Linked DNA regions of Mus musculus: region 2 is linked to region 1. Evidence: chromatin loops called from intact Hi-C (ENCODE). Cell type or tissue: heart. All regions are shown on one strand. Each heading gives the region's core, and the rest is flanking DNA. Links, peaks and the distances in the headings are about the cores only.

What was found. Peaks named below come from ENCODE experiments on the same cell type or tissue, not always from the same donor. Only the 100,000 strongest peaks of a DNase experiment are listed, where the experiment ranks them.
Region 2: it touches region 1 in a loop (2.5-fold over the local background); 2 of 42 quality-filtered maps call a loop at or near these places.

What each region holds. Positions count from the first base shown.
Region 1 is chr7:82,334,098-82,344,950 of GRCm38, reverse strand. Adamtsl3 (ADAMTS-like 3) reads right to left here and starts at 9,257. Exons shown (of 30, transcript NM_001190374.1): 1 at 9,041-9,257; 2 at 7,665-7,766. The coding sequence starts at 9,043. In heart, for the core only: CTCF peaks have their summits at 5,534 (motif pointing left), 6,211 (motif pointing right) and 8,640; DNase peaks (open chromatin) are centred at 3,290 and 8,600; H3K4me3 peaks cover 780 bases; H3K27ac peaks cover 267 bases; H3K27me3 peaks cover 4,196 bases.
Region 2 is chr7:82,452,479-82,463,331 of GRCm38, reverse strand. All of the region lies in intron 6 of Adamtsl3 (ADAMTS-like 3), which reads right to left. Among named protein-coding and RNA genes, the nearest start is that of Adamtsl3, 120 kb to the right of the region's middle. In heart, for the core only: no CTCF peak of the experiment used is centred there; a DNase peak (open chromatin) is centred at 4,711.

The sequences.
Region 1 (10,853 bases), core at 986-8,985:
AGTGGAGCCTAATGGAAGGACATAGGTCACTGGGAGGTGGGGACATGTCCTGGAAGCACATCCCCACCCAGTTTATCCCACCCCACCCAGTTTCCTGGTCACCACCTGTTCCCACCACACTGGGTATTCTGCTTCACCTCAGGCTCAGAGCAACAGAGCCATCTGACCCTGAACCAAAGCCTCTGACAGTGGAACACGAGTCAGTACATGCCACTCCTCTTTTCAGTTGAATTTCTTTTCTCTCCATTTACATTTTCTCCTCACTTTCAGCAAAAAAAGATGGCCTAAAAGCAGTCCCTAAGCTAACCTATTATAAAAAGGCGACTCTCCCTCTTTCTTGCACCCATTCCTAGCTTCCAGCAGTATCCCTCTGTGGCAGGCTATACTGTGCTCTTAGCCAAAAGAAACCGCTCCAAGGTGTCCCCTCCTGGTTCATGAACCTTGTCATTTTTTGCCTTCAGTCTGGAGCCTCTCTGGAGGCCTTCTTCCAAAAACCACTCTGGGTGCCCAATTTCACCAAATACCTGAAATACCTGGATTTATCAAATCTACAAGAAGGAAGGGACTCCCTTGCCACAGTAGACTAAGCATGCTACAAAGGAGCCACCACTTTCTAAGTATATGTTAGCACAGAAGGAAGCTGAGAGATTAAATAGGTTGCACAAATTCTGGAATATTTCAATATTTCAAAAAAAAATAAGACCAGAAGACAGCTTAGGTGTGCATGTATTTCCTCTCAATAGGATATTATTTCTAAATATGATACAAAGACAGATAGAAAAAAAGAGATTCTTGGAGCAGACTACTTAAAAAGTTTCAATGCTGATACATCAAATCCACATATAAAAATATAATACAAATCACAAATAATTGGGAAATTATTTGCAATGTGTCAGTAACAAAGGGTTCATGTTCTTCATTCATTACGAATACTTACAAGTTGACAAGAAATAGAAAAAGAGAATGTGGGGATTAAATTTTTCTACTTCTAATGTCTTGTGAGTACACTGTATATAAATATCTGTGTGTGTGTGTGTGTGAGAGAGAGAGAGAGAGCGCCAGGGCTCAATATTATTGTCTTCCTCAGTCATTCTTCACGTTAAGGTTTGAGACAGGGTCTCTCACTAATCCTGCAATCACCAACCAGCAAATTTCAGGGATCTTTGTGTCTCTACTCATCCTCCTCAGTGCTGAGATTACAGATGTGCATCTCCGTGCTCATCCTTACATGTGTGAGCTGGGAACCTGAACTCAGTTCTTATGCCATTTATCCATTGAGCCATCTCCCTGGTCCTTTATCACTAATGCATTAGGGATAAAACACATAAAAGCAGTAATATTAGTGGTCTAGAAGTCTATATCTCACTAAGCCAAGCAGAGTGACTCATGCCTGTAATCCCAGCACTTGGGAAGCTGAAGAAAGAGGATGGATACATGTTCAAGACCAGTCTGCACTATACAGAAAATTCAAGGCCAGTCTGGATACTTTTAGGGAGGTAATTTGATAATATAAATCAAAACCCTTAAATTTTAACATAGACTTGACCCCAAAATGATGTCCAATCAAGAACATTTTTCAATCAAGTAATCACAAATATACACAAAGATGAGTCCCCAGGCGTAGTTACAGAAGACCTTTGTAATAGAAAAGAGGACCTGAGAGATTGTCTAATTAATGCTCAGCATCAAAAAACTAATTATTGAAGTCTGATACATTCAAATGATGCAATGTTATAAATACAATAAATATTATCAGAGTCAAATACTCCTCACATTGCTTAATATTATTTAAACTATCAAAGTGAGTATTATGTCCTCTTTTCATGTGTTTAAAAGTATGTGTATGTTTGTACATGCGTGCATGCGCATGTGTTTGTGTGTGCGTGTGTGTGTGTGTGTGTGAATGAACACATGTTCATGCATGTGGAAGCCAGAGGCCAACCTAGAGTATTGTTACTCAGGCATTGTTCACACGCCTACTTTTTTAAAAAGGGTCTATCATTGACCTAGGACTGGCCAAATAGTCTAGGCTGGCAGCAGGCCCCACCCCCAAGAGATCTGCCCGCCCCCCCCCCCACACCCAGTGCTGGGATCACAGGCATGTGCCATTATGGCTGACAAGTTTATGTGGGTTCTGATGGCTGCACTCAGATCCTCATGCTTGCTGTGGATATCAAACAGTTTGCCAACTAAGCCATGCCGTTACTTCTTTAAATAAGCAGGCATGCTAATATTCCAAGGTCAGAACTGTGTACAGGGATGCTTAGAGGTTGGAAGAATTTGGGATGATATTGTTCAGCTAAACCTTTGTCCTTTCCTGGGCTTCTCACGCTTCCATCCTGAGTTCTGCCACTGTTGGTTTTAACTCGAAGTTAAATTCAAAAGAGAGGACTTCACTACATTGTCAATTACTTTTATTGTTACGATAGCTAGGCTTCCTAATTCTAAAAGTGCTTTCAGAGGAGAATTCTCTTAAGTGTCTAAATGGCTGCTTGGAGAGCAATGGGTTTCTGCGAATTTGGCCACAGTAATTTATAGCATATATTGGCTGGGGCTCTTCAGCACTGACAAATTCCAGGAAGTAATTGCATAAAATACTTGGAGAGGAAATTGCTTTATGCTTCCATGCTATTTATGGAAATTAGCATCTTTGTAAAAATAAAGCAAGAGGGATCACAATCGTAAACCCTGAAATGTAGCCTCCAGGATGCTCGCTTGGGCTCGCAGACCATTAGCGATGCAGTGTGAGAATGCTGCTCTTATGAAACAGTTACATGTCATTGTGGCTCACTTCTTCCCCTTGTAGTGTTAATCTCTTGCTTTCTCTTAGAAGCAGCCTGTATAGACTCAGATATGCTGGCGAGCAGTTCATGGAGAAAAATCTTGTCATTCCATTTAATCTCCCAAAAGCTATGCACGTCCCTCTTCAGTGTCTCAACTTTCTTTGATTCCCCCAAAGCCCCTCAAACCTAGTCCTTCAAAGTGACCAAACATGTCCCAGGATCAAGGTGAAACTGTTGACTTCTTCCCCTAAGCCTAATTCAAAACCTAAAGGAATTTTACAGTTTTTCTTATTTTTTCTCATTTCCACCTGAACCCTTACCAAGCTCTGTCCCCGTCTAAGTGTGTTCTTAAGGGCCCCTGCAGTCATCGAATCTTGTTCACAATTAGCCTCTCACTACCTCTGCAATCCAAGACTCGCCATTTCCAGGTGGGGCTAGTGCCAGCAGCCTCCCAAGCAACAGCTGCTCCAGTGAGCTCCCAGGAGTGCACAGTCCTGACATGCTTCCTGCCACCTGATCGAGTCTCCAGAGACCCTGTGCTGCCTACAGAGTTCGTAGAATGTTCTTCAGGCTCCTCCCCAAGGCAGGCACAGACTGACCCCGTTCATCTTTACCTCCTCCTAACGCTTCCTGCCTGGTTTCAAATGCATGACGTCTGGAAATCCAGAGGAGGAAACAGAGTTGAGAGGCATTTCTGGGCTGGCAACTCTGACAAAGAGGGTATAGGGCAAAGACGGCAGGAGGGACATTTGAATATCCTGGGATCTGTGGCTAGTCCATAGTGAGCCAGGAAGAGAGAGAAAGAGTAGGAAAATCTGGGACTGAGGAGACAGCTCACTGAGTGAAGTGCGTCCTGCACAATCATGATCTGCCTTCAGATCCTTAGCACCATGAAGGAAGCTGCTCCCAGCACTGTGTGCTTATAACCCCATTCCTGAGGGAGTAGAGACAGGAGGGGCCCTGGTCAGCCTGTCTACCCAATCAACAAACTCCAGATACAGTGGGAGACTCTGTCTCAGAAAATAAGGTGTAAAGTCGTTAAAGATACAACCTCTGGACGGACACACACACACACACACCATAATTTGCATTCAGAATGAGTGTGTGTCTTTTCTGCTCAGACTCCATCAACACAGCTTGGAATATTTATTCAAAAATCACACAGAAAGTACATTCATGACACGAAACCTGGAGTAATGGGAAAACTACTTAGAACCAAAACAAAATGGAGCGAAGGAAAGGCAGAAAGAAAATTAAATGTCCAGTGAAGCACATGAGCCTAAGGAAGAACGACTCTAGGGAAATGGCCAAACAGTAAGCAAGGATGTGAGTTACATAGATGTTCACTACACACCATGAGCAGTAGGGCAGGTGCAACTGTTCATGTCCACAACCCTAGTGCTGTGGAAGAAATGCAGACATTTGGAGCTTACTGGCCACACAGTTGACCAATCAGAGAGCTCTGAGTTCAGTAAAAGACTCTGTCTCTGTCACAAAAGAAGAAGGATAGTGGAAGATACCCAGTGTCAAACAATGTCAAACTCCAGGATGCACACACACACACACACACACACACACACACACACCTATATAAACACATACACACATGCACACACAAAACATATGCATGTGCACATACATATACACATATGCACACACACACGAACATGTACACACATGCACATACACACAACACTTACAGAGAGATGGGGATGAGAGGCAGATCGAGAGAGAGAATCAAAATAAAACATATGTGTGTATATATACATAAATATGTTTATATAGTTTTATTAATTAGAAATCTTAGATGAGTTTTGTGAACTGAAGTCCAGGTTCACCAGGGCCAGTTATACCTGTGAAGACTGCATGGGAGAAATCACTCCTTGCCTCCCACCTTCTAGAGTTTTCCAGCATCCCTTAGCTCCTGGCTGCATTACTCTTCCAGTGTCCTTGGCGACCTCTTCTACTTCCTCTACCTCTACTTCATCCTGAGCCTCACCCACTACGAGAAGTGCTGGGCTAACTTCCCCAACCCCAGCATCCACACTCACATGCCAAAGTCTCTTTTGTCACATAAAGAGCAAGGATGTCTTCTAGGGATTAGGACGTATGGACATATGTGGGAGCCATTATTCAGCCTTCCACACTTTCCAGAGGCTTCTGTTCCTTAGATGCAGTGGCTCTGTCAATACCACAGCGGTCAAAACAATAGAAGCTTGGCAGGGCAGGGGAGCAACTGCTGTCTTCACTAGGAACATCAGGTCCTAAGGAAAGATCCAAAGCAACAAACAGCAAGCTGCCAGGGCCCAGTAGGCAAGGAGAGAGACCTTTCCTACGCCTGGGTGGGAGGAGCCTTCAGCTTCACCAGGTCAAACCCTGAGCCTGTCACAACTTGTAACCAGAAATCACAAGAGTTTACACTTTCCGAGATTTAGTAATAAGAATCTCATTTTAAATAGTTAAATAGGATGCCCCAGACTTCTTACAGCTCTGCTTCACACACCTGAATGTCTTCCACCAACTAAGTACCTTATAGCCCATCTGGAGACAAGGGGAACAAGACCTTGAGCACAATCCCAACATTAAAATCATAAGACTGATGGAAAACTTCTTGCAACGCTCAAATGAGCCTGGGGGGTGGGGGAATACCAGAGACAGTCCTGTCCACTTCTGTAAGAACCTGCTTTGAGAAGATAGCCCCTACCTAGAAGAGGTGCATCTTCTCTCCTCAGCTCATGTCTCTTGAGCGCCCCCTACAGCTCCATAGCAGAATATGCAGGTACAATGCTAACCTCAACTCCCGCAGCAATAGAAGTTGACATTCATTGCCCACATCCTTGTTTTACTTCACCTTTTATCACCTCACAGTGCATTTCCTCTTGCAAACAATGTTACAGAGTGTGCACTATTCTGAGTCCCTCTCTACAAGTGTGGAAATAGATGCCATGCACAGATGTGTGACCCAGCCATACACACGGTGTGCTGCTGGCTATCCCAGCAGTGGGTGGCACGGACGACTTAGACCATTATCCTAACGCATGGAAACCGCACTGCCACAGGCGCACAGATATGGGAAAATCCAAAGAGGTCGCTGAATGATTCAACCCGGGTAAATGCCCCCTCGGGACATACTTAAACCACACCAAGGTGGTACAGAGGGGACAGGGCAATGGGAAATACTCTGCCTAAGGGGCTCTGTCCCACCTGACTAGGAATGACATTTCGTGTGTCCTACTTCAGATCCTTTGATGACATGGAAAAGCAAGTCATCTGCTTTCACAGCACTGCACCGTGCTCTCCAGAGAAACCCTAAACCACACCCTCAACCATAACTTTTTAGAAGACATATTTTATTTTAAATTATGAGTATTTCTGTATGTGTCTATAGGGTGGGTGTATGCACATAACTGCAGTTGACCATGGACACCAGCAGAGGGCGTCAGATCCTTGGGAGCTGGCTGTTACCCACCACGTGCAGGCAGCAGATGTTTTAAACCACTAAACTTCTTTCTCTCCATCCTTTTAGCCTTTCTTCTAACAAAACATAACCATTAAAATATGGCCACAGAAGAACACTGTAAAACGGGATAAAGGGGATGATGTCCCTCACTAATCAGTTGTGTGTGAGCCACAGAATTGATGGGGTACTGAAAAAGGCTTAAAGGCAGTAAATCCAAGAGACTACAGCAAGAGGAGCACACACCCCCGCTTCATTTACCCAGAGTATAGATTTTCATCCATGCCTGCATGCTTGTTTAACCGACTTAAGCCTTTAAGTACTAGGCTGTCTGCTAAGATCGTGAGGGTGCACAGACCACAGCCAGAAGTGAAATCCTCAGGGAAGTGTTGTCTTGTTCTAAGTCACATAAGACGTTGCACGGGATTAGCAGCCACCCTCAGGACACGGTATTAACTGAAATGTTCCCTGCATTTTTAGGTCGGGGGCCCACACACTTCTTGGCTGAATCCAACCGCAAACATATTTGTCTGGATCTCACTTTGTTATAAACCAAAGGGTTGTGGAAGAAATCTGGACGCCCCAGCTATCTTGAAATACAAGAAGGCCCAGCAATCCAGGACTTGCATTTCCATTTAGCAGTGACAAACTGGAGTCAGGCAGGAACTGTTCTTAGTGGAGGGAAATCGAGGGTCCACCTTGTTGCCCTCTGTACCACTCCCCATCGTTTCCTTGGCAAACCCAGCAAACTCCCTTAGCTGTAAACAATAGACAAGTAAGAGTGCAATCCATGAGCTCAGCTTCTCAGGTTGGATGGAAAAGACAAGAGCCTAGAGAAATGGTTCCCAATCTATGGGTTGTGATCACTTTGGGTCACATGGGTCTCCTAAGGCCATCAGAAAACACAGGTATTGACATCATGATTCATAACAGTAGTAAGCTTAGTTATGACATAGCAATGAAATAATTTTATGGTTGGGGGTCTCCACAACATGAGGAAGAGTATTAAAGCGTCACAGCATTAGGACAGGACACTTCTCTAGAGAGAGATCCACACAATAGCGGGGTGTGTTAACAGTGAATCCAGAATAGTTATTTAGTTAAGCTAGTGTGGGAATCAGACTCTTCCTGAGTTCTAACATATAGCTTCTCCTGGACAGCCACTCTAGTCGGGAAAGACAGGGTCCACCCAAGCCCCCAAGTCACCAGTAGTGAACGGGCCCACACGGTATCAAGTTCCTGCTCTAGATCCAGAGAGGATCCCAGATCTTTGAGCTTTCCTTACAGAGAAGCCAACCACAATACCATCTGTATAAGATTCTCTAGTGCAGCATTAACACTGATCCTACATCTTACATGGACTAGAATACTATTCCTATGCAAAGACAGGCATACCCAGCATTCTCGGTGGCCCATTCTATTACCTGCAGAAGACCAGAGACCGTAAAGATCATTCGTGTCAGCAGCCACCAGGATCCTGTCCAGGAAGCCATGGGGTCCAATATCATAGGAGTCTCCCTCACAGCCTACGAAAGAAAAGACAAAAAGAAAATGCCTCGTTTGCAACTAGCTCTGGCTCCAGAGGCAGAATCTGTAAGCTAAGGAGCCAATCAGAAGGCAGGGACCCTGAAGCCCAAGCAGTGTCTTAGAAACGTTTGTGTTGGCCCAGGATGGGATTGTCTGCTGCAGAATGAAGGCAATATGGGGCTCCCTTTAGGATGAGTCCCCCAAGATCAAAAAGGGGAACGGAGACTGCCTCCAGTCAGCAATTCACCCATCCCTCCAGTGCTCCAGCAGTAGGGACAACCCTGCCCCAGACACCTCCTAGCCTGTTTGTCAGCACCAGAGTGTGGCTTTTGGGGGCGGGGGGGGGGCTGGGGGTTGTGGGGAGGACCAGCCTAAAGCCAAGAGTTAGGGCACCTGCCAGCTTTAATTCCTTGAGGCAAAAATGAGTCTGAAGCCAATTAAACTAGACCAGAGAGGGAAGAACCCTGCCTAAGGGCACACAGCTAAACAGAGTCTAGGATAGGAACGCAGATTGGATAGTTAGAGGAATTTCTCACTAGATGATAGAATGCCTTCTGCTTCCAGACCTGCCTTTAAGAGAATTCTGGGGGCCACAGTCTTGCGGAGTGTAATCTCTTAAAGGTGAGGAAGAAGTAAGCCCAGGAGGGCTACGAGGACCGTTTTCCCCAATGTGTTTTCCTGTCAGTTTACAGGGAACTCAGTTTGAGCGGAGACTGGAAAAGCCGAGGTCACACTCGACTCCCGCTTCGCCTCGCGGGCGCCTTGGCGGTGTCGGTGTCCGGGGGCGGGTCGGTGGCTTCTCTCCATCTGGAGAAAGCATTAAGGCCTGGCTTAATGCGATCCGCAAATGTGCTGCTGTTTCCGACCTGAGGCGGCGACTCTGGGACGAAGGGAGGCGGCCAGGGCTGGGCCCCAGGACCACGCGCCCCTCTCCGCTGGCTCGCACACTTCAGCGCCCGCCACCCTCACGCCTCCTTTCCCTGGCGTGCGTCTCCTCTCGTTTCTCTGCGCTTCAAGCATGCGAACCTCACTCAGTAGCCAAACCTCCGGACCTTCAAACACTGCAAGCTAAGATCAGCCCGTAGTCCGCTGACCCCGCAGGGTATCCCCCATCATCCAGAGCACCCCTCGCTCGCAGAGGACCAGGAAAGGTTCTGTCCAACATTCCCGGATCCTGTAGCGCGCCTGCCTGGAGCTGTCTAAGCCCCATAGGGCAGTGCTCAACCAAGACCTTATTTTCCAGTAGCGTTCCCATCAACTTGCTCCACCTTACCATCCTCAGAGAGATGAATCCCTGGATCCCCCGCGGGTGTTTCCAATCCGGAGTCGCAGCAGCGTCTGACGGTGCAAGGAGGGATGCGCGCTGCGAGACAGTGGCGAGCAGCGCCGACTCGGCGACACCTCGTGCGGAGCGCGGGATCCCGACGGTCCCCGACGCCGGCCTCCAGCTCGCGCCGCCGCCAAAGTTAAATGGGGCTGGGACGCGGCCGCCCCGCCTGTCCCGCCCCTCCGGGCGCGCGGAGCGCAGTGCTGGCCCCGACCCAGGGGCGGAGGGCGCGCGCCGCCACCTGCGCCGCCCGTCCCGCAAGTGCGCGCCGCGTCTAGGGTACCGTCAGTCCCTCCCGCCCTGCGTCCTCTGCCCTAACCCAGGGGCGCTGGGAACGCGGGGACAAGCGGGCCACCGAGCCGCAGCCAGGCGGCTCGGAGCGCTCGGGGCCGCCGCGGCCACGGCGAGACTCCGCTGGAACGCTTCTCCGCCCGCTTCCTGGAAGCCACTCCTTGCCCTGGGCCTGCAGCCAGGCCTGGTGCCAGGAGCTCCGGCTGCCGCCGGCGGCAGCGCGCTCTGGGGAGGCGTCCGCTGCGCCACGGGCCAGCCAGGCCAGCCAGACCAGTGCGAGGATGCCACCCTCTCCCAGCACCACCGCCAGACCCCGGGGACCTCAGCTGTTAAGTAATACCCTGCAGAGGCTGCCCAGAGTCTACCCACTCCTGCTGGTAGCCTTAGGAGCTTGACCATCACCCATTCAAACAGCCCCTGCGGTCTTGGTATAATTGGGGACCATGGATGACCCAGCAGGGACACCTAAACCTGAGACCTAGAGTCCCTGGTAGGAAACAGGTTTGGGTCCCACAGAAGTCCAGACCTGTCAGGAAATAAATACAGCTACAGCCCCGGGGCCTAGAGGTTTGGAAGAGAGGTGTCCCAGTCATGAATGGAGGAGGGTTGAGGGCACCTTGAGCACTTCTGAAGGAAAGAAAAGCCATGGAAGAGACATGGGGGCTTGGCTTCATCTCAGCAATAGGAGTCAAGGGCCAGGTGTTCCATTTAAGGCACCATTGTGCCTCCCGTATTGCTGCTCCCTTGAGTGATGCCACTTTGTCAAGTGGTATGTGTAGCCAGCCTTCCCAAAAGCAGTCGTTCCTAGAGTTATCTTAAGTCCTCGGGGAGTAGCTTTTCATGATGATCAGAGAGGCCAGGTCTGGAACTGGTTCCTAGGTACCTATTTCTCGCTAGAGTCTGAAACATTTGCATCCAAAGTTGCTCTCTTGCCTAGTGAACTGAAGGCTGGTATGTTCCAGATTCTTTTATGGCATTGCCAAGAGTTCCCCCCACGTGTTTTCCTATTCTCTCCTTCCCTGATCAGATGGCCTCCTCTGACCAGGAAAAGGGCCTTGTCAAGACTGTCTCTCCACTCCAGAGAGGGAAACGGCTGGAAACCTATGGAAAATGAGCAGGTGGTGCATGGGAAGAGATTCAGGAGGAACCAAGAAGGGAGGACAGAGCTAGACCATGACTAGCTCACCTGCAGACCACTGAGTCTCTCTGTTCACCCTAGTTTAGCTCTGGAAAGTGGGGCAGATAATACACATATGGATACTGGGCTATTACTCTGATGGGGATTATGCAGGATTAGGTTCCCATGAGCCTCTGGTTATGTTTTGACAGCCACTTGGCACACTGCCTTATTTTGTATGCCTTTCCGTGTAAAAGCACCTTGTCTAACACATGTTCATTCATTCTCCCTGAGCTCCTGGCACCAGCACCTGTCAACTCTCCTAACAAGGGACTGCTCTCTAGCTGTTCA
Region 2 (10,853 bases), core at 939-8,938, 120 kb before region 1:
TATATGAATATTTACAAGCACATGTGGGACAGCTTAAGGGCGATTGATTCTGGAAACATACTTGCATGGTTGGGATTGGACCAGTGAGTAACTGTGTTCATGAAACTTTCCCCAGGGGAAATAATTCTGCCATAAAATTATAGACATCGTCTTCCCGGGCCAAGCACTGTCCTCACAAGTCGCTGTCCCTGAGCGCTTAGCATTTCGTGAGGGTGAGAGTCACTCTTTCTCTGTTCATCCAGGAAGGGTGTGTGCTGAAGAGTTAGGGCGAACTTATTTTGAAGAGTGCTTGGGGCTTTGCAAAATCTTGGGCAATCGAATCCCTCCCAAGCACTTGTATTTGCTTCCTAATTTTTTTTAAAGTTAAAATTCATCCAAATCTTACAGCCAAACAAAGCATGTGAAAACATCACAGAAAAATGATATTTGAAAAGAAAGTCTGATTGTCCTGTGATTCATCAAGTGCAAGCCAGAGCTGACCTGAAACTGAGGCAGACTGAACTCTGACTCGCTACATCTTCCACGGTGCACACTAAGCAACCTCTAAAATATTATCTGAAGTGTTCTCGGACTTCTGTGACATCTCCTAATGTCAAGATACCTAATTACCATGATTTATAAACTACTAACTGATAAACGCATCAAGCATATTAGCACCAATTAAATTATCCTTTTCTATATAATGCCAAGCATAAAAGTATAAATCAATAAGACAAGATTCTTATCTTGTAGAGTAGTTAATGAGACAAGTTAAAAGTTATAAGACACGGGATAACATAAACACATACTTTAAATATATGAGCAGTGATTTTTGGAAGACATAATCATTTATAAGCAGAATTTGAGCAGAGATTATTTCAAAGTTCAGGCAGATGGAGTTTAAATAAGTGCCATTAATCCAAATTAAGTAAAATATAAAATTTCCAGACAGATCAAGTTTAATCCTTCAAGAACTAAAGCAATTTTGAATGAACCTTTTTACTTTAGAGAAACTTTGAAATTGAGCTAGTACCTAACTGGAAGCTTTACCCCTACTGACCAATGTTCATGGTCCTGAAACTTTCCATGTAGTATGCACACTATTGGAAAAGAAAAGCAATCACCAATATCACGCAGCTACAAACCCTGTGACCTGCAACAGTGACCTGCTTGCAAGAAATACTGGCACAATAGTGTCGCAAATGTCAATCAATCAGCTTTTCAAGTTAAATGCGCCATGAGGTGGAACCCATATCTAAAAATGCTAAAGTGGTCAAGAGCCTGGGACTAGACAGATCATGGATCCTCGTGGAAAACCTATTAATATTATTCTACTAAAGAGACCCGGCACTAAGATGGCTCCTGATAACATACTGCTGTACCCCTAGGTCAGTGACTCGCCCAACCCTTGTCAGAGAAGCTTTGTCTTGCATGGAAATGAACACAGAGACCCATACCCGGATCTTTGTCATGACAAACTTTGTAGCCCTCAATCCTAAATGGAACATCCTCATCAAACCTTCCCTCAAGGCTCCAGGGTCTATGGAGAATAGGAGGGAGAAAGGTTGTAGGAGCCGGAGTTGCTGGATGACTTCAAGAAAACAGCATCACCCAGAACCAATGGACTGACGCACATAGGAACTCATAGAGACTGTAGTAGCATATGTAAGTCCTGAACCGGTTCAAATCAGACAAAATCCCAGCACGGAGAAGGGAAAGTAGACACAATGTCCCACCCCTAACCAAGATGCTACGTGCAATTGATACTTGCAGGGGAAGGGTAAATCCATTTTCTCCAGTGGAGTGTCCCTGCAGATGTCAACAGCACTCCAGGGCAGCCCTCAGTTGGCCAACACAAAGTGGACTATGTTTGTGGTGAGCCTTTTGTTTCATTCTTTTTTGTCTTCTTGGTTTATTTTGTTTTCATTTGAAGGAAGAGAGGAGAAAGAACATGAATATGGGTTGGGTAAGGAGGTGGGAAGGATCTGGGAAGGGCAAGGGAGGGGAAATATGATAAAAAATGTATGAATTTTTTTAAGATTATAAAAAGCTGAAGAAAAGCAGGCAAGTTGTGCTGGTCTTTGGAGACAGACACTCTAAAGCACTTCAATCCTCTCAGTCCACACAAGGACTTCAGTTCCTCAGTTTCATTAGAAGTGACCCATTGTCACTGTCTTTGACCAGGGAAATATGAGCCCAACTGACCTGTGTCAGTTCTGTTAAGAAGGCTTAAGTGTCAACAGGAGAGTTTCATGGTCTCTCTATCTACTGTGGTTAAGCGAACAAGTATACGTTACGATAAAGCCCCTCTCAGCCTAGGTCCCTACAACATTCCAAGAACAGAAATCCTGATGACATACATTGGCACGTGACAATAGCAGACGGCAGCATTATGTTACTTTAAGCCACTGGCCTGGGAGGGTTGTTGGTTTCTGCAGGAAAACCTAGCTTATATCACATGGGAGTATAATACAGATATTCAAAAGCCACTTTGGTGGCAGAAGAATTTTTAAGAGCTGGAAGTTTCATGTTAAAGTCCAGATCTCTAACTTTTTGTTTTTCAAGAAAAACAAAGAAATGAATACAAACTCAACAAAGCTTCTATTTCTTTTTCTGCTTTCAGTGTAATCAAAAATGGCAAAAGCTACAAGGCTATGTATGCATAATTAGGTTCAACACCAAAAAGTTTGAAAAGCCAATGAAATCATGGTGGGAAAAGTGTAGGTGTTAAATTATTGCAGGAGGATTGAAATCCAGTGAATTCGGTGACCTTTTACCCTGAGCTTGTATTTTCTAGTTCACAACAGTGCCTACTGCACACTCTGACCAGACCTGAACAGTCTCCATACAGGAGTGTGTGTGTGTGTGTGTGTGTGTGTGTATGTGTGTGTGTGTGTGTGTGTGTGTGTGTGTGTGTGTGTGTGTGTGTATGTCTTTGAGTTTGAATCTATGCTACTGAGCCAAGTACTGACTGGATCACCTTCCATTTTCAATTAAACCTTAGCTTTACAAATAGTCAGAGACATATATCATTAGCTGCTGAGCTAGAGCAGGCAGGCACCTTTGGGTAAAAAAAAAAGTCTGCATTAAGCAATTCCTCCACTTTCTTGTCTTTTTGTTTTATCTCAGAATGTAGAAAAACTCACAGAGAATGAAGCAAGATCACCGAGCCACTCCAACTTGTTCATGCAACCTAGAGTCAACTCAGCCTATTATAATACTGAACTGGCCATGCCTCAAAACATTCCTGTCTGCCATCTTTTCTGGACATGTATGCTATGATTGCAAACTGAGCATGACCAGAAATGTGTCTATCATCTTTCTGTCTTGAAATATAACCTTACACTGAGCATGCTCTGTCGTCTTCTAGCTCTGTACACTCATCTGAGTGTTTGTATTCCCTTAAAATTGAAAGTGTTTTGAAGCCTTGATCCCCATAATGATAGCATTTAGGATGGGGCCTCCATCCCCAAAGTGATAGCATTTGGGGTGGTTGCCTCCAGGAAGTGAATAAATCATGAGGGAGGAACACACTAGAGTGGATTAGTGACCCTAGAAGACAGGCCTGGGAGACCCCTCTTGTCTCTTACAACACATGAAGTCTGAGCTATCCAAAAACTGGGAAATAGTCTCTCATTGAAGAATAGAGTTCCCAGTGCTCGATTTAGAACTTCCAGCCTTTCAAATGGTGAAAAGGACATTTCTGTTGTTTATGAAATCCACTCTGAAGCACTGTTATATCACACAGACTGAGGCACTCTGGGAAATCACCTCCCCCTGAATGCCCATTGTCCTTATAAACAAAGTATATGGCCCCCATTTGGATAGGAAGGGCACTGCATGACTTCCTCAGATGATGATGAACTAATGAGCAAGGTGCCTAGATAATGCCCAATCTCCAGAAAGCACCCAGCATCAATTTTATTTTTATCATAAATTTTATTATACATTTTAGAACAAAATTTTTAATTAAAAATTATTTTGTGTGGGTGTTTTGTCTGCATGTATATCTGTGCACCACACATGTACAATGCCTGGGGGGGGCTTAGAAGAGGGTATCAGATCTGCTAAAGCTAGAGTTACAGATAGTTGTTAGCTGGGACTTGAACCCAGATGCTCTGGAAGAGCAGCCAGTGCTTTTAACTGCTGAGCCATCTCTCTAGCCCCTCATAAATTATTTTATCACAGATTCTAAATGACTCAATCTACCTCGGTGCCAGCAAATGTGTTAAACATAAATAAGAAATCAAGCATGGTGCTAAAGTGGTGCCTCAGCAGGTAAAAGCAGGCGTGCTTTTTCAAAGGATCCAAATTTGATCACTCAGACCATTGGCAGGCCACTCACAACTGCCTGCAAGACTAGTTCCAGAAGGTCCAGTGTCTTGTGCAGGCCTTTGAGGGCATGCACATGTGCATGTGCATGTGCATGTGCATGCGCATGCATACACACACACACACACACACGCAAAGAGAAAGAGGAGGAAGAGAAGAAGAGGAGGAGGAAGAGGAGGAGGAGGAAGAGGAGGAGGAGGAGGAGGAGGAGGAGGAGGAGGAGGAGGAGGACTTCATCTGCAGAGTTGCCTGGCAAATATCAGAAGCAGAAGCAAATTTCATTCAGCAAGACCCATGGTGAGACCTGTGACTGTCTCATGCTGTCTGCTTTCCCAGCTAATGGGAAGTTGTCCCCAAGAGCATTGTGACAAGTTCCTTTAAATGAGAAAATTGTAAACACACTTGCAAAAGTTATCGTCTGTGCCAAATGCTCATCAGGGCTCACTTCCCTGGTCCTGAGGCCAGCAGAATGAATCATACAGTGCACTCTCTTCCCCTGACAACTGCTGACTGATATCCACCACCACACTGAACAAAAAGGGCATTGATGTGAATGTTATCCTGTGGAAGGAAAGATACTGACTTCAACTGGGAAGCGCCTGCATCTTTCTTTTTACTTAGCTGGCCTGCACTCACCTTGAAAAATAAAAATAGACATTATCTCTTAGTGCAGCAAAAGACTGGCTTGCTCTCCTGGATTAACAAAAGCACAACCAGGAAGCACTCATTTAAAATGGGATAATTCAGAACTGGAGACCGCTATTATGCTGCAAACCTCTTCAAATGCTGAGTTGCTGAAGCAAACAAGGAAGCTTGAGTTAAGTAATAAAGGCGAGGGTTTTGGACAGCAAGTACCACTAGAGACCAGGGAAAATGAAGTCAGACTGACTGAAGGCCCCCTGGGTGAAGGCTATCTGGGATGTTGTTTGGAACTGAACTTTTAAAAAGGGGCTGATAAGGAAGGTGGCATCTCATTTCTACCCACTGAAAAGATCAGATCACAGTGTCACTAAGGGAGCAGTCACAGGGTCCTAGGCCAGCACAGATGCTTTTCCTGCATCACAAGAAGTGACCTAAAGTCATCTAAAGTGACCTAAAGTCTATATAACTTCAACTACCAATCCTGGGATTAAAGCATTCTGGGAATAATAGTACATCTCCTGGTTTTGTTTTGTTTCTTATTTTAAGGGAAGACAGGGAGATAGATGAGAAGCTAAGATGAAAAACAGAGGCGAGGACTGTCATGATAGAGCCACAGGGAGAGAAAAGCGTGTGGTGAATTTTCCCTCTGGAAATAGCAAACAACGTTGATGACTTGATTTGGGGCTGCTGGCTTCTAGACTGTGTGAGAATGCATTTCTATTGTTTTAAGCTATCAACTTTGCAGCAATTTGTTATAGTACCCATGAGAAACTGACAAAGCCTGTATCCACCAGTGCCTTTTCTAAACATGTCACAGGCTTTACTCAAACCAACACCACCAAGTATCTTTTATCAATATCTCTCCTTGTTCCTCTTGAATCCACAGAAATACTTGGCACTGTTAACCTCCTTGCATAACACTCTCCCACCCTTTCTTCCCTTCCTTGTGGTCTTTACACTAAATAGAAGTATATTTGAGTGCTTTTTCTTATGTGTTTCCTTCAGGGACAAGGCCAGTGTCTCCCCCGTCAGTGGCTCTGCCTTTCTCAGTACTCACAGACATTAGGTCAGATGTTATGATCTTACAATTGCCCCTAAGGCCTCAAATTCTGTGCCAACTTCTATATCCACAGGTGTACCCAGCTCAGCTCATCTTTGACCTACATATCTCATTCTCACCTGATACTTTCTCTTCCCCCAGTGACCTCACTGTCTACCCAGTGACCCCCTTTTACTCCCCACATCCATTCTAACATCCATCCTAAAAGATGTTTGTTCATCTCTGAAGTTTCCTCCCCCTCTTCATTCATTCTACCCACTGTTTGACTTTGCATCCCTCCTGAGTCCAAACTTGACCTTCCATTGTGTTCCCAGATCCCACGCCCTCCAAATATTCTGGCACACTACCATCGAAGTGACCTCCCTAAAGCCAAGCCTATCTGAACTATTTCTTAAGACAATTCCTCAGTGGCTCTTCTCACAGCTCTCAGGAAAGGTTAACAAGTGGTTTCTTTCCACACACTTTCACAGCCCCATCTTCTAGCAGTATTGTATAGAATACCTAATGTCAGCCCTATAGTAGAGCAATCAGATATCCTTTATACAACCTGATACTGCATATTTGTTCTGTATGTCATAAGCCCGCTGCTTATCTTTGTCTATTTAACTTGTTATCAACTTTTCAAAACCTCAGTTTCTGATATTACCTCACCTACAGAGTTCTCCTGAAGCCCAGTCTAATCTTTTATTCTGTTGCTTATGCTTAGGGTCTTGTATATTTGGAAAGTGCTATACTATGGAGCTCAATTCCAGACCTCTAAGTCATCTTTAATAATAACAAGCTCATTTTGAGTAAAAAAGTAATCATGCTATTGGCAAAAGTTGGAAGAAAGCAAATGTAATCCCTCAGACTGATGGTGTTAATGATGATGGTTCAGCAAACAAGTCCCAGGATGGACTGGCTGCAAAGGAGGGAAATCATAGCCAGTGTGTGATGCAGAAAAATGAAGCTGTAAGCCTTGACCATGGGAAGATTTGTTGACAGAAAGTGTTAGATATGATGGAACAGGGCAGGCACTGAACAAAGAGATTGGCAGGCAGTGAAGGGATGCTAGATACCGTAGTGTTGACTTCAAAAAGATTCTTCAGTTTACATTTACATTTGTGATGTATTTGTTTTTGAAGGATACCAATCTTTACCTAGAATTCTTGTATGTAAATATCCAGTTCTCCTAGTACAATCTGTTGGCTGTCTTTTCTTCATTGCTCCTTTCTCAGAGATCACGTAGCTTGCTGTGGACTAATTCATAGGCTTTCTACTTGGTCCACTGGTCCATTTGTCTAGCCGTGTACTTATTGCCTCAATTACTGTCACTTTATGTTGAGTCTTCAAATTGTATAACGTCAGTCCTCCAACTTTGTTAGCTCCATATCATTTTGAGGATGTTAATGTAAATGGGATTATATTTTCAATATCAAATTCCATCCTTCTGCTATTTATCACTGAAGTCACTGACTTGTATATAGCAAACCTGTTCAATATACTGGATTACTTGTAATCAATTATTAGTTCCAGGAGGTTTTTTTTCCTTTATTATTTGACATATACAATCAAATCATGTATAAACAAAGATAATTTTAGTTTTTCTCAATCAGTAAGTATACCTTTTCTCATCTTTTATTCCCAGTATGTTGAAAAGCAGTGACAGGGTTGAAAGACATCTTTGCCTTTTTCCTGATCTTATCAAGTAAGTGTCTAGTTTCTTACCATTAAGAACAACATTAAGCCAATTGTGGTGGCACACACTTTAATCCCAGGACCCAGGAGGCAGAAGCAAGCAAATTTTTATGAGTTCAAGGCCATCTTGATCTACAGAGTGAGTTCCAAACTAGTCAAGGCCAAACAGAGATATCCTGTCTTTAAAATATGCTGTACTTTTTTAAATATAATTTTTAAAATATAATTTTTTAAATAATTTTTTAAATATAATTTTTTAAAATATACATTATCAAGTGATGGAAATTCTCTTAGTTTCTTGAAGGTTCTTCTTTAACCTTTCTCATCATGAATGAGTGTTAGATTTCATTAATTTTTTTTCCTACAGCTGCTCTTATTATCATGGTTCTTCTCTAGCATGTGGATAAGATGGATTATATTAATTGATTTTTGAATGCTGAATTGGCTTTGCATATCTGGGATAAAAGTCATTGGCTGAGTTTCCGGACATTGTTGAGTTTAGTTTACTAATATTTGTTGAGACTTTTGTATATGTGCTCTTGGAAGAATGAATTTAGATCTCTCCCACTATGAAAGAGATCATACAGAATGGGTATAAGAGAGAGAGTTGGCTGTGGCATTGTGTCTCTTAGCAATGTTAGATCTACCCCATGAAGTGTCACTAACATGACTGCCTAAACATGAGCTGAACAAGGACAACAGCAATAGAGATACTAACATGGACAGGAAAATCCCATGAAATCTTCTCCCTACACAAAGAGCTACAGGCCACTAAGGCATGGCAGAGCTGGAGACATAGTCTTCTCCAGGGAAGATTATACAAACTAGTCATTGGTACCATCTGGCCAGCCCTAAAAACATGCATAGAAGTAATATTGTACAGACTGAGAAGGTTGCATTTAGAAATGTGTGTGTGTGTGTGTGTGTGTGTGTGTGTGTATGTATGTATGTATGTATGTATGTATGTATGTATGTATAAAGATGCATGTATGTATGTATGTGTGTGTGTATATATATATATATATATATATATATATATATATACCAATTAATGAAAAAAGAGGCCATGAATTTCAAAGAGATCAAGAAGTAGTCTATGGGAAAGTCTAAAAGGAGGTGGGGGAAGGGGGAAATGATGCAATGATTAAAGAAATGATGCAAAAATTAAAGAAAAATGTAAAACTATAAATAAAAAATTGATAAAATTATTTCCTGAAGTATTTGTTTGAATATAACTGTGGCAGAAGACTTACTGTTTTGGAAAGTTTGTGGTCATGATTTGAGTTCTTTAATCATTATTGACATGGCCTGTCTATTTCTAATTACAGGAGGTTTGGCAGACCTTGCCTTTGAAGGAGTGGCTCATGTAGTCTGATCTGTGGGCACAGGGCTGCTCTAATTCATTGGCATCCTTTAATGTCCACATAAAGATGCATGTATGTATGTATGTGTATATATATAGTATTTATATACCAATTAATGAAAAAAGAGGCCATGAATTTCAAAGAGATCAAGAAGTAGTCTATGGGAAAGTCTAAAAGGAGGTGGGGGAAGGGGGAAATGATGCAATGATTAAAGAAATGGCTCTGATCAGAGGAATGTCTCCACTCTCACTGCTGGACCATTTTGTTTCTGCCTCATTATTTTCTTAGTCTGACTCTCAGTGAGCTATTTCCAAGTCTTTTCCTTGGGACTTTTCTCTCACTTGCATTGGTTATTTTCTTCGGGTTGACTTGGATGGGATGGTGCTGCATTCCCAGGTTCCTCAGGCTTCCTCTCAGAGCCGTCGTCAGGGTTGGAAATGTTCCTTAGAGCACAGCTTCTGTTGTATTGCACATATTTTTACCACGTTGTATTTCCGTGTTCACTAAGCTCAAAATAATTTTTCCTTTCTTGTGAGACTTTTTTCCTTTGTCCATGTGTTATTTAGAAATACAGGGTCTCTAAGTATTTTGAAATTTTCCAATGGTTACCAGAGGTTGGTGGGGAGGAGGGGCTGGCAGAGGAATACAAAGACAAAGCTCAGAGAGTTCTGTGTCAGTGGGAAGCCTTAGGATGACGCTGGTGGATATGGCATAGGTCTGCAATCCTAGCGCTCAAGAGTCCAGGCTAGAAGGACAACAGGCTTGGTGCTAGCCTGAGCTACATAGTTATTTTGAGAACAGTGTGAGGTATATGACAAGACTCTCCCTCAAAAAGAAAATAAATCCCCAGGAGAGCAAATGGTACCTGTAAGTCCTGATGTGGGCAATAGTGTGCTGTTTAATGTGGGCTCATTGATTGTAAATCTATAGAATTTGGATGGGAAAATTGTGGAGTTGAGAGGATGGGCGTGCATAGGAGTCAGAAGAGGTATGGAAAGCTGGGCATGGTGACACATGCCTGTAATCCCATCACTCAGGAGGCAGAGGCAGGTGGATCTATGAACTTGAGGCCAGTCTGGTCTACAGAGAGAGTTCCAGGATAGCCAGGGCTACACAGAGAAGCCCTGTCTCAAAAATAAAAAGAAAAAAGAAAGAAAAAGGAGTTTAAAGAGAAGGAAGAGGAGGAGGAAGAAGAGGAGGAAGAGGGAAGAGGAAGAAGAAAAACAATTACAATGAAGAGGAGGAAGAGGAAGAAGAGGAGGAAGAGGTAGAGAAGAAAAAGGAAGATGATGACAATGAAATCGAGAAGAGGAAGAGGAGAAGAGAAAGGGAAGAAGAGGAAGAGGAAGAAGAGAAAGTAAAGAAAGAGTAAAAAGAAGAAAAAGAAGACTAGAAGGAAGAGGAGGAGGAAGAAGAGAGGGAATTATGTATCACACTAATTTTCCTGGGTATCTATAAACCTCCTTTAATATTATATTAAAAACAGACTTAAGTGGAGTAGCAGAAATATGTGTAGAAAGAGCCTGGACAACCTGGCAGGGCTCCTGAATTTTTTGACAACTCATCACGAACCATTGAGGAGGCTGTTAACACAACGATGGCATTTGTATGTTAAACACACACAATGATTACAAAGTAATAACAATTTTAAAAAGGAAATGACCTGAAAGTAGAAGGGATCTACTTGGTAAAGGGGAGGGAAGTGAAGGATGGAGGAAGAAGGGACATGAAACACAATGGGGAAAAGAAAGATAAATATCCAGTTTCCTCTCACGTGCAGATGGATCACTTGCTGTTCT